Linked DNA regions of Mus musculus: region 2 is linked to region 1. Evidence: chromatin loops called from intact Hi-C (ENCODE). Cell type or tissue: left cerebral cortex. All regions are shown on one strand. Links, peaks and the distances in the headings refer to the core of each region. The heading gives the core; the rest is flanking DNA.

Evidence for each region. Peaks named below come from ENCODE experiments on the same cell type or tissue, not always from the same donor. Only the 100,000 strongest peaks of a DNase experiment are listed, where the experiment ranks them.
Region 2: a loop joins it to region 1, with 5 times the contacts of the local background. A loop is called at or near these places in 8 of 42 quality-filtered maps.

What each region holds. Positions count from the first base shown.
Region 1 is chr4:21,442,449-21,448,511 of GRCm38, forward strand. No RefSeq gene overlaps it. Among named protein-coding and RNA genes, the nearest start is that of Prdm13, 240 kb to the right of the region's middle. In left cerebral cortex, for the core only: no CTCF peak of the experiment used is centred there; a DNase peak (open chromatin) is centred at 3,363.
Region 2 is chr4:21,693,049-21,699,111 of GRCm38, forward strand. No RefSeq gene overlaps it. Among named protein-coding and RNA genes, the nearest start is that of Prdm13, 10 kb to the left of the region's middle. In left cerebral cortex, for the core only: a CTCF peak has its summit at 3,051 (motif pointing left); a DNase peak (open chromatin) is centred at 3,048.

The sequences.
Region 1 (6,063 bases), core at 539-5,538:
AGTGCAGGGGGCTAAGGAAATGGTAGATATGTTTTCTGTGGCCAAGATTCATTAATACACACTAGAGGTTCCAAGGTAAGAAACAAGAGAAATGCAGGGCAGACAGTTTTTCAGATGTTCCCATTGAAACACTGTCTCTCTAGTTCCCGTAAACACCTACCGCAGTGTTTTTGAAAAATCCAACATTATCTTTGGACCCTTCCACACTGTGGGCTCTCATGCCTTGCACCGTGTGTGTGTGTGTGTGTGTGTGTGTGTGTGTGTGTGTGTGTGTGTGTGCGTGTGTGTGTGTGTGAGAGAGAGAGAGAGAGAGAGAGAGAGAGAGAGAGAGGAAAGAGAAGAGAGAGAGAGAGGAGAGAGAGAGAGGAGAGAGAGAGAGAGAGAGAGAGAGAGAGAGAGAGAGAGAGAGAGAGAGAGAGCTAGTCCTACATCCACTATGTTCTGCAGGCTCAGTGGAGAACCACTAGGCATAACGAGAATAGTGGGGAAATGGGAGAGTCTGCCACCTGTTTTTTCAGACTCTTCCCAGATGAAAAAAAAAAAAAAAAAGAAAGAAAGAAAGAAAGTGAGGACATATATTCTTTCTTTGGGCCTAGGGTGACCTATTCCTACTCCTGCCTCTCACCTAGTGAATTAAAGCCTAATTCCCTCTGACCAACTCCATCAGTCTTCATGTTTCGAGCAGTTTGGGAAAATTGATCCAGATTGCCTTGCTCCCTTGTAGAGGGCCTCGGGAGCAGAAAAAGCCCTGGTCATCCTTCCTTCTGCTCATCTGGATTTCCTCACATGAAATTTCTAGGCTGCCCAAGAAGCTCGGGGGCAGTTTTCCACCATCACAATTTCTCTCCATGAACTTTATGGCTTCCATCTATCAAGTTGACTGGCCACACTTAGTCCTTCAAGACTTATCTTCTAACCAGGTAGTGGGTGAGGCTAAGATGTTCCTGGAGTCACTTTTCTTTGTGGGAATAAGTGTTTGACTTTAATGGGGGTTTAAAGGAGCACCAAGGAATTCCTCCTTAAAGCAGTGATCCCCAGACAGGGGATTTTGCTTCCAAGGAGCCTTTAATAATTCATGGAGACTGGTTTGGTTGTTCACAGTTGGGGTATGGTGTCAAGGTAGAGGCCAGAGATGCTGTTAAGCACCCACAATGACCAGAACATTACCCCACAGCAATGAGCTATCAGGTGCAAATCATCAATAGTGGATGAGGCTCAGAAACCACCTTAAAGAAATGACTGGCAGCAAAAATAAGACTCTCTGCCAAGCAAGCAAAGGAAAATATCTCCAGGCAGTTGAGAGTCATGCCATTCTTCAGTGCATAGTTATCTAGGTCTATTGTAACTCCCGGCAACAATGGCACAGTTCAAAATCTGTCAGCATTAGTTTTCAGCATGAAAAACTTGCTTTCAAATTACCTGGGAGTGCTCGGGCCCCACTCTTGCAGGAAGGACACCATCCCAACATTGGTAAGCTGTTTCTGAGCTGTTGCTTTTCTGAAACAAGTTTGTGAGCTTTCCGGAGTTCCTCCGTGAGGACATGAAACCAGAACCTGCCTCTGGCACCAGCCTATTGCCAGCCTACTTTTCTGAGTCACTTTTTTTTTTCAAGTGTGTGGTTCAATTCACACTAAATGTGTCTGTGTCACAAAGGATATCATCATGTGCTTCTATAAGCAGAGCCGGCATAATATTCCAATAGCCTTAGTAGATTGCAGCTTAAAATTTGGGAAAAATGATATATTTTGCAAATACATTCACACTAAAATTGAGTTATTTCGTGACCCTGAGCTGATGCTGCACATTTACACTTCAAACCTGGGGTGGAAACCCTGACAGCACCATTTGATGTTTACATGAAAATGGACTTCAAAGACTGATCCGTGTTTGTTCCTGCTCATTCTCTGGGCGCAGATTTCCCACAGAATGTGATTATACCTCTGATTACCTGTGCCTATTGTCAGGGCAGTTCCATCGAAAGCTTTTTTAGAAAGTAATAATTGTCTTTTGTTGATCAGGATAATAGTGCAGAGGGGCCGGCAGCACACGTGGGGCAGCCAGGCACAATACTGACAAGTAAGTGGCTGGGATAATTGAAAAACAGATCAAATCCACTGGACTTTTGTAATGAAATAAACTGTGAATAGAAGACTAAAATATCCTCAATGGCTGGATGTGTATTGTTACTTTGAAGCTTTTCCCAGCTACCACCATCGTGAAATCAGAGTGGACGCTAACACCCACTACTTTAAATAATTATTGGATTATTTTTTCTCATTATTTATCATTCAGCCTGTTCTGAACACCACCCCACTTGATGCCATAATTAGATCTCTGATAAACCTTTTGCAAAATAAATGGTTTTGCTTTTGTAGCAGCAGGGTTTGAAAACGGGGTTCTGAAGGTGGGGAAACAATTTGGTCTCCATTTTAGGTGCCTAGAAATGGATTTATATTTGAACATTGATCATGGCTTTAAGAAATATTTAATAAACTGCATATCTCTAATATTCTTGGAAATTATGGCATCAATTTATACAACAGTACCACTAAAAAGATGATTCCCGTTTTAAAGTCCTACTAAGTAAAGTGCTCAGTGAGTAACTATCACAAATGATAATTGGAGTGAGTGCATGTAAGTGAATAACTGTATGCCCGTTTGCTCATTGAGCCAGATGTCTATTCTTCCAAGAACTATTCTGGAAAATAAATAAGAAAACAAAGTCAGTACTTACCATGATACGAGATGATACCTAGGAACCTAGGAAGAGAACAAAGAGACAATATATTGTGTTGGTCCCTTTTTAAAAGAAGATGTGGGGGGGGAGTGGGTGTGTGTATGGGGGGGTGAGTGCAGGTGTCTGTGAAAGCTAGAAAGGGTTTCTGATCTCTTGGAATCAGACTTACTAGCAGTTTTTAAATGCTCAACAAGGGGACTAGAAATCAGACAGTTCCAGTGCCATCTCTCCAGCCTCTCTACAGATTTAAAAAGGGAGAAACACAAGTGTCATAAAAATGAAGGAATTGTCTTGAGTTTACACAGCTACAAGAGAAATTTGTCTCCAAATACTTAAGAGGCTAAGATGAACTTCTAGTGAATTGGTGTTAAGGAACTTTGGAGGGTTCCATGAGAAGCACCACAAAGGCCCACAAAATGAACTCAAGTTTATCAATTATTTGGTGTTCAAAAGCTCTTCTTAAGTCAAGGTCTTCCTTTCTGATCTCAAAATACCATTCGTTCTGCCTGCCCCTATTTTGAGCATGTCATTTTCTTTTCCTATTTAAACAAGAAAATCTCAATGGCTCTGCACAGCTTGGATAATGGAATAATTTCTGAGCCTAGTTTTCCAAGTTTCCTTCTGGCCCCTTGCCATCCATGCCCACTCATCATGAGTGCTCTACTCTGTAAAACACTTGTCTGGACCTAGAATACACCAGATTTCAGTCTCAGCATTTCCAAATCACCTGAAAGAATGTTTGTTGCTTGATCCTCTCATCTATCTCAAGCACAGATGCTAATGCATATCTTGGGTGTCCTGGCCTGTTGTCCCCTCTCTCACTCACAGGGCACTCCTAATTCTTCTCTTGGCCAGAGCATTAAGAGGTAGTAAGGACTTTGGGGTGGGGGGAGTGGTTATTAGGTCATAGAGTGGAATCCTTATTATTAAAAGCTGTGTGGTTTTGAAAGTACATTAGAGAAACTCACACTTCTCCAATATGTAAACACACAGGAGCCACATAGAACCAGAAAACAGGCATTTGCACATACTTGGTCTGCCTTGGTCTGGACTTGCGTGACTCAGGAGCTATCCACTCTGTCCTTTTCTCTCCTACTTTCCATCCTTTTGTTAAAGGACATGCCCAAATTCACCATCCAATTCATCTAGTAAAATTTTGATTTCTGAGCACATATGGTAGTAGACCTAAATACCTAGGAGGTATTTAGGTATTTAGAGGTTTACATAAGAGGTTGCCAATTGTTTGCTATAACATTTTGTGAGGATCACCTCCATTGTTTTGCCCTTGTGAGTTTATATCATTTTTCTTTATTACCACCAGGATGTGGTCAGGAAGGTACAGAATCGTCATGGAACATTCTCATCGGATCCATAAACCCACATCCAAAAGGTTCCCCTTGTTTTCTTTTCCCATCTATGAAATCAAACCTATTCTTTTATACATAAGATCTAATCAGAAGACATCTATTCTAGATTGTTTTCCTGTTGCTGTGTTAAGATGCTGAAGGTTTTATTTCAGCTTCAAAGGATGCCAGGGCAGGACACAAGGCTAGTACTAAAGCACAGACTATTGGGGTATGCTATTTAATAATTGCTTTCCCTGGCTTGCTCAACTACATTTCTTCTACAGCCCAGGCCCACTGGCATAGGGATGGCCCACAGTTCACTGGGCCCTCCCATATCAATCAGAAAAAAAAAAACAAAACAAAAAAAAAACCAAAAAACTAAAGACATGACCAATCTAATGGTGGCAACTCTTCCACTGAGATACCCTCTTCCAATATATGTCAAGGTTTATGTCATGTAGATTAAAAACTATGAAAATTTCTAACATAAAAGGTAAAAACAGAAAGAAAAATTAAAGATCTTAACCTTACTGTGGCTTGAATATTTTTTCCTCCAAAATTTATGTTTAAGTTTAATTCCCAATGTCACAATGTTAAGATATTAAACTTTTGAAAGATGGTTGATCTGAGGGAGTTTCATTCTAACATATGGAATGGCTTGAGGGACAAATTCTACCCTTCCTTCCTTTATGCCTTTCTGATTTATTCTGTGTGAAAACATTCAAGGAGGTGTCATTTTTAAAAGGGCGAGATATTTATATGATCTGAACAAAACCCACAAATTCACAGGGTCATTTCAGAAGCAAAGAACAGTTATGACCAGCTACAAAAACCCTCTGGCATCATGAACTTGAATGTCTCAGCCTCAAGAGTTTATCTCTCATTCAGAAATAAAGTTCTTCTCTTTAAAAAATTATTTAGCCTAAGATATCTTGTATGACAGTATGAACAGAGTCAAGAGAATTTGTTCAGTTTGAATAGATTCTTCAATATAGTAAACCTTTTCTCTTTTGAAAACCTTGAGCCATTCAAAGAAATAACACTTCTGTTATCCATCTACTATTTCTGCCATGGATATATAAGATCTTTTCTTGACCAGAAAGTGTTGAGAACCTCTGATTGAGCTGGCACATTGGAACCTTGTTCTTGGTAATAATAGCAAAGAAGAGTTAGAATAAGAAAGAATAGACTCTAGTCTAAAGATATAAAGAAGAGGAAAGCAGTAGATGTTCACAACGTAGTGTAGAGTTCTGAGAAAGTAGGTAGGTAGAAATCTCGTCTGTGGAATCTGATGAGGGAGCTAAAAGAAAACAATAGACAAATAGAAGAAAAAGAAAACAGAAATGCTCCCCAGTGGGGTTTTTCCATTAAAAAAAAAAAACTCAACTGTCACATCTAGCTGCACCAATGCTGCCCATGGGGTCCAGCTATACCTGTCAGGAGCTACTAGGAAACATGGAGAAAGACAGCGTGGAATGTGGTAACTCAAACTATAGACTGCATGCACATGTTGGATAGGAGGTTGACGCACACCATGCTGTGGACATAGAAGAAAATTTGCTATTAGAGTTTGGAGCCAAGAGATTCTCAATGCCCATGCCCATCAGTGTCTGGAAAAGTTACACAGGATAATGGGAAGTGCACAGAGAACTTGCTGGAGTATTGTGACCACCATCAGAAGAAAAGAAAAAGTAAGTGCAGAAGTACTGGCTTCTAAAAAAAGGAAGTATGAACAAAGGCAGATGGGATCCACACCTTCCAAAGCATCAGTCATAGAAAGTTCTAAGCAAACAAGCTGATTCCACAAACACAAGGTTCTGATTTGAATGGAAGATGATGCTAAGATCAGAGCATTATGGCCAAAAGTGTAATTCAGTAACAAAAGATCTCCTCACCAGGTGAACACACTGACTTGATGTCTGTGAACTGCTAATACTGGCAGGCAGTCTTCAACAAACACCTATAGAGACTGAACAAAAA
Region 2 (6,063 bases), core at 497-5,496, 250 kb after region 1:
AGTTGAGTGATGAGTATGTGGGGTTTATTGCACAACTGTGTAGTATGTGTTAAAGTATAAATGTCTCCTCTGGACATACCATGAAGCCATCTTGGAGTATAGAACACCATGCTCAGGCAGCCATGGCTATTGAGGAGCAAAACAATAAAGCAGTGGCAACATCTGGGGTAATGGAGCTATTGACGCTCCCATTCGATGGAGGAAGTTACGGTCACATGACACCTGGGATTCTGCTATTACTTCTCCTGCACCTCTTACCTGGAAGTGATCTTCCTAGAGGATATAGGAAGTTAAAGGTTAACCAGAAGAGGGGGCTCATGATGCAGCTCCCATGAGGCCATCATTCACACTAGACTAGGACTCTGCAGGAATACAGATGTTTTAGGGCCATCCGTATCCCTATCAGTGACTCCTCAGCTGTGTTCTGTAAGTAAACCAAAAAACGCATCGGCTCATCAGATCGGACTTTGATGGAATTGTATTTTAGTTTGTTGTTAGTGCTTTTCCTGTGCACAATGGATATTTGCTCGTCCCTCCCCAAGAAAAGTTAACCCAACAGTGTTGGAACTTTTCAAAAATAAAATACTATTTTAAAAAGAATTGTGTGTTTCCCCTGCATATATATCTGTGTTGGGTGCTAGGAATCCAATCAGGATCCTCTAGGAAAACAGTCAGTGCTTTTAACCACTAAGACATCAAAATATTATTTCAAAATAAGGTTTAAAAAACAAACTCAGTAAAACACAAAAGAGATGGGGGTGTGCAGTGTGTGTGTGTGTGTGTGTGTGTGTGTGTGTGTGTGTGTGTGTGTTGACAATAGCAGGCTCTGGCTCTTTAGTTCCGTGAACTTTTAAGAAGCCATGTAAGGGGCTGGTGAGATGGCTCAGTGGGTAAGAGCACTGACTGCTCTACCAAAGGTCCTGAGTTCAAATCCCAGCAACCACATGGTGGCTCACAACCAACCGTAATGAGATCTGACGCCCTCTTCTGGTGTGTCTGAAGGCAGCTACAGTGTACTAATGTATAATAATAAATAAATCTTAAAAAAAAAAAGAAGAAGCCATGTAAGGGATAAACCAAATAGAATGTGCTGAGTTATAGAGCCGGTAAAATGGATGGCCAAATCTACACAGTCATAAGGTACTTACCACAGACATGATGTCCAAAACCAAACAGCTTTCTTCATGACATTGAATAAAACTCTTCACTTTTTTTGCAGTTGGAATAAGAACCACCAAAGATACTCTGCACGTAAGTCAATTTTAAGTAGCCTACATGAATTCTATTTGTATAATAGTCAATAAATCTATGACATTATTCTATACATATTATTAATATTTTCATTTTGAAGTCATGTTTTGAAGTCTACAATTATGCCCCTAAAAATTCATATGCTGAAATCTTACTGATGAATAGCTTAGAATATGGCCTTACTTGAAAACAAGATCGTTTTAAAGATTCAAGTTAAAATGATGTAATTGGAAAGGACTGTAATAAAATAAGACTGTTGTCCTCACAAGAAAGAAAGCTTGGTACACAATCATGCTATAGAGAGAATGTGGTTTAGCCTCAGAGCAGCTCCATTGGCTATGGCGACTGCAGCTGACACAGACCCTATTAATTTTTCTGATAAATACAAACATGAATATGTTCACTACTGCCTGAGGAGCTCTCTTTGTGGCTGCCCTCACCAAAAAGTGGGTCCACACAGCACTTGGTTTTTAACATTGCTTCCAAATCAAAGTCAAAGTCAATGGTGGGTGCATCTGGCTTACTGACTACACCGTATTGCAGGGTTCTAGATACAAAAGGAAGACTGGGAATATTAAGACCATGGACAGCCACATAGTCTTTGGTGGTAACAAGGGCCAAGGACATCTACCAGGCTCCTGACAGCATCAGGACCACTGACCCACACATGGCCATCAGTGGCATCACATATTAAGATATAAAGGCTGGGTGTTACAGAGACAAAGTTCGGAGACTGGTGGAATGACCATCCAGAGATCCATCCCATAAACAACCACCAAACCCAGACACTATTGCTGATTCCAAAAAGCACTTGATGACAGGAGCCTGATATAGCTGTCTTCTGAAAGGCTCTGCCAGTGCCTGACAAATACAGAAGTTGATTCTCTCAGCCATCCATTGGATGGAGCACAGAATCCCCAATGAAGGAGCTAGCGAAAGTACCCAAGGAGCTGAAGGGGTTTGTACCCCCATAGGAGGAACAACAATATGAACTAACCAGTACCCCCAGAGTTCCTTGAAACTATACCACCAATCAAAGAAAACACATGGTGGGACTCATGGCTCTAGCTGTATGTGTAGCAGAGGATGGCCTAGCCAGTCATCAATGGGAGGAGAGGCCCTTGGTCCTGTGAAGGTTCTATGCCCCAATATAGGGGGATGCCAGGGCCAGGAAGTGGAAGTGGGTGGGTTGGGGAGTAGGGGGGGCATAGGGGATTTTTGGAGGGGAATCTAGGAAAGGGGATAACATTTGAAATGTAAATAAAGAAAATAATAAAAAATTAGAAGGGGAAAAATAAAATATAAAGGCTGTGTGGATGTCTTTCATTCGGGAACACAAACCATTGAGGTAGGAAGCAAACTGGCAGTCAGGATTTAATTATTACAATAGTTTGTTTTCTGGATTGTACCTATTTGAAGAACCACTATGGTCAGTGATGCCACCGATGGCCATGTGTGGGTCAGTGGTCCTGATGCTGTCAGGAGCCTGGTAGATGTCCTTGGCCCTTGTTACCACCAAAGACTATGTGGCTGTCCATGGTCTGTGCTGCCACCTGTAGCCATGTTGACTGATATCTGTGAGCCATGCTGCCACAGGGGCTAAATGGATCTGAATGACCTGAGGCCACAGTGATATCCTGGCCATGCTGCTCCTGAGGGCCTTATTTGGGTCCGTGGTCTTACTGCACCCGAGTTTGTCTTGATGTCCATGGTCCATGCTACTACCAAGGGCTACGTGGATGTCCACGGTCTGTACCTGTAGCCATACTGATGTCTGTGGGCCGTGCTGCCCTCTGGTGGCCATATTGATGTGAGTGGCTTGCGCTGCCACCTTGTCTGGATCCTACTGCAACAGGAGTGGGAGGTGTCTATGCTGTTGCCAAAGCCATCTGAAAGCCCATGATCTGAGCTCCCTCTGGCTGTAAAGAGCTATTTGGCAGTGATATCAATGATTGCAGATGAACAGTTGAGACAGAGGGGCATGTCTATGATAACCTCTGCTTTCCCTCCTAACAGCCTCCCCACAAGTAACCTAAAAAAGAGCCCAGCAAAGAGAACTCTAAGTATTCATGCTCACAATGACTTTGAAGTTTGCCAAATGACTTGCCTGATCAGTGGGAAATCAGCAGATGTGACAACCAGAAGCCTGAGTACTTGTATGTCTGGGGCTTGCTCTTTTTACATGTTAGTGAGTGTCACGAAAATCAGCCTGATCTAGTTTCCTTAAAAGACCAGTTAGTTGGAGGGAGAGATGGCTCAGCAGTTAAGAGCACTGACTGCTCTTCCAGAGGCCCTGAGTTCAATTCCCAGCAACCACATGGTGGCTCACAAGCATCTGTAATGAGATTTGACGCCCTCTTCTGGTGTGTCTGAAAACAGCCTCAGTGTATTCATATACACAAATAAATAGAAGACCGGGTAGGAACCTGCAGAACAGGGGGAGGAAAGACTGTAGGAGTCAGAGGGGATGGAGGACACCAGGAGAGCAAGGCCCGCTGAATCAACTACTCGGGGGAATATGGGCTCACAGGGACTGAAGTGGCAAGCACAGGATCTGCATGGGACTTCTGCTCCAGGTCCTCTGCATATACATTGTGACTGTTAGTTTGGTGTTTCTGTGGAACTCCTAACAATGGGAACAGGTGTATCTCTAACTCTCTTGCCCTGACCTTCAGATTTTATTGTTCCTATTGGATTGTCTTAGCCAGCCTTCAAATCAGGGCTTTGCCTTGTCTTACTAAAGTTTGTTTTGTCGTGTTGAGATGTTGTATCTTAGAGGCTGCTCATTTTTAAGGGACAAGGAAGGAGGGTATACCTGGGGAAGAGAGGAGGTGTCAGGAAAAGGAGTGGAGGAAGGGCAAACTGTGGTCAGGATGGATTGTATGAGGAAAGGCTATATTTTTTTTAAAGGCCAGCTGAACACAGAGTCATAAACTCCAGCTGTCTATCAAGTGACTGAAGTCATTTGTGTTAAAAATAGATCAGAGGAGTAAAGATCCACTCAGGTAAAAACAGCACAAACTGCAAAACCGTGAGCACAGAAATTGCCTTGCCGCTAACGCTCTATGTAGTTACTACTTAGGAGCAGAGAAAAGAACTTTTACTAATTAATACAATTAATTTACAACCAAGGTATAGAAAAGGGAAGGATAGAGGAATCTACCTTAGTTCAAGTGATCAGCCGTCTTTCACTGCCCTCATGTCACTTAGCTGTTTTACACGCCAGAGAGTTTCCTACCAACCATGAGATGGTGTTTGCCAAACCAAGTAAAGTCCCTGGTGAGGGCAAGAATGGAATACATACAGTTATATCATTTTCCCAGAGTCTTATCTTGTCTGTGTCTTATAAGATCTCAGTCTGCTTTGACAGCACATAGTGCTCAAGAACAGTTTTGCAGGCTCTCCACTGCAGCCTGAAAGCCCCCCCCCCAATAACATTAAACAAACAAACAAACAAACAGCCCCAGGAGCTCAGCAAGGTTGAAACTGGACACATGGAAAAATGCAGTTGTCTATAGTCATCTAAGACTCTATAAACAACCACTAATAAAACTCATTTTCTTCATCCAGATACATTTAAATGTGTCATTCTTTGGCTTGCTGGTATCACCCTAGCTTGGAGGAAAATATTAATTTTACATCCCCTCAAAAACGTCACCTAAAACAGAGCTTTAGGGAATGCTAAATTCCCCTAGGGCCCAGTTAGTGAGTCTTGATTATCTTAAGTCAAAAATGACAGCTCTTTTCATCTTGTTTATGAGTAGAGTAGTCTGTCTGGCCCCAAAACAAGGAAAGCAAGCTTTTGGGGGTGGCCACGGTGAGTGCTTTCCCTTATTTTTAAAAAGGATATCCAGGATGTGAGGGCAACATGAAAGTGGCATGTGCTATCCCATTAATGAAGTCAGGTAGGTAGGAATCACATATTCCCTCAATACTTGATGGGCATCCCTTCAGGTACTCTGTGCTCAAAAAAGGATAACCTTCCCAGACAGAGGACAACCAAATGTTCTCTCAAAGGGCACATAAACAGCTGTGCCCCCTGCTAGAAACACTGGACAAGCTTTCAAAGAGCCATTCATTGTTTTCTTTCTTAGAATGTTATGTAAAGAGATGAGTTTGAAAGGACAAATAAGAGGGCACACATTAGCAGCTTGACAACACACCTAAAGCTCTAGAATAAAAGGAAGCAAATTCACCCAAGAGGAGTAGAAGGCAGGAAATAATCAAACTCAGGGGTGAAATCAACCAAGTGGAAACAAGAAGAACTATTCTAAGAATCAACCAATCGAGGAGCTGGTTCTTTGAGAAAATCAACAAGATAGATAAACCCTTAGCCAGACTCACTAGAGGGCACAGGGAAAGCATCCTAATTAACAAAATCAGAAATGAAAAGGGAGACATAACAACAGATCCTGAAGAAATCCATAACACCATCAGATCCTTCTACAAAAGGCTATACTCAACAAAACTGGAAAACCTGGATGAAATGGACAAGTTTCTAGACAGATACCAGGTACCAAAGTTAAATCAAGATCAGGTTAATAATCTAAACAGTCCTATATCCCCTAAAGAAATAGAAGCAGTCATTAATAGTCTCCCAACCAAAAAAAGCCCAGGACCAGATGGGTTTAGTGCAGAGTTCTATCAGACCTTCAAAGAAGATCTAATCCCAGTTCTTCACAAACTATTTCACAAAATTCAAACAGAAGGTACTCTACCCAACTCATTCTATGAAGCCACAATTACTCTGATACCTAAACCACAAAAAGACCCAACAAAGATAGAGAACTTCAGACCAATTTCCCTTATGAA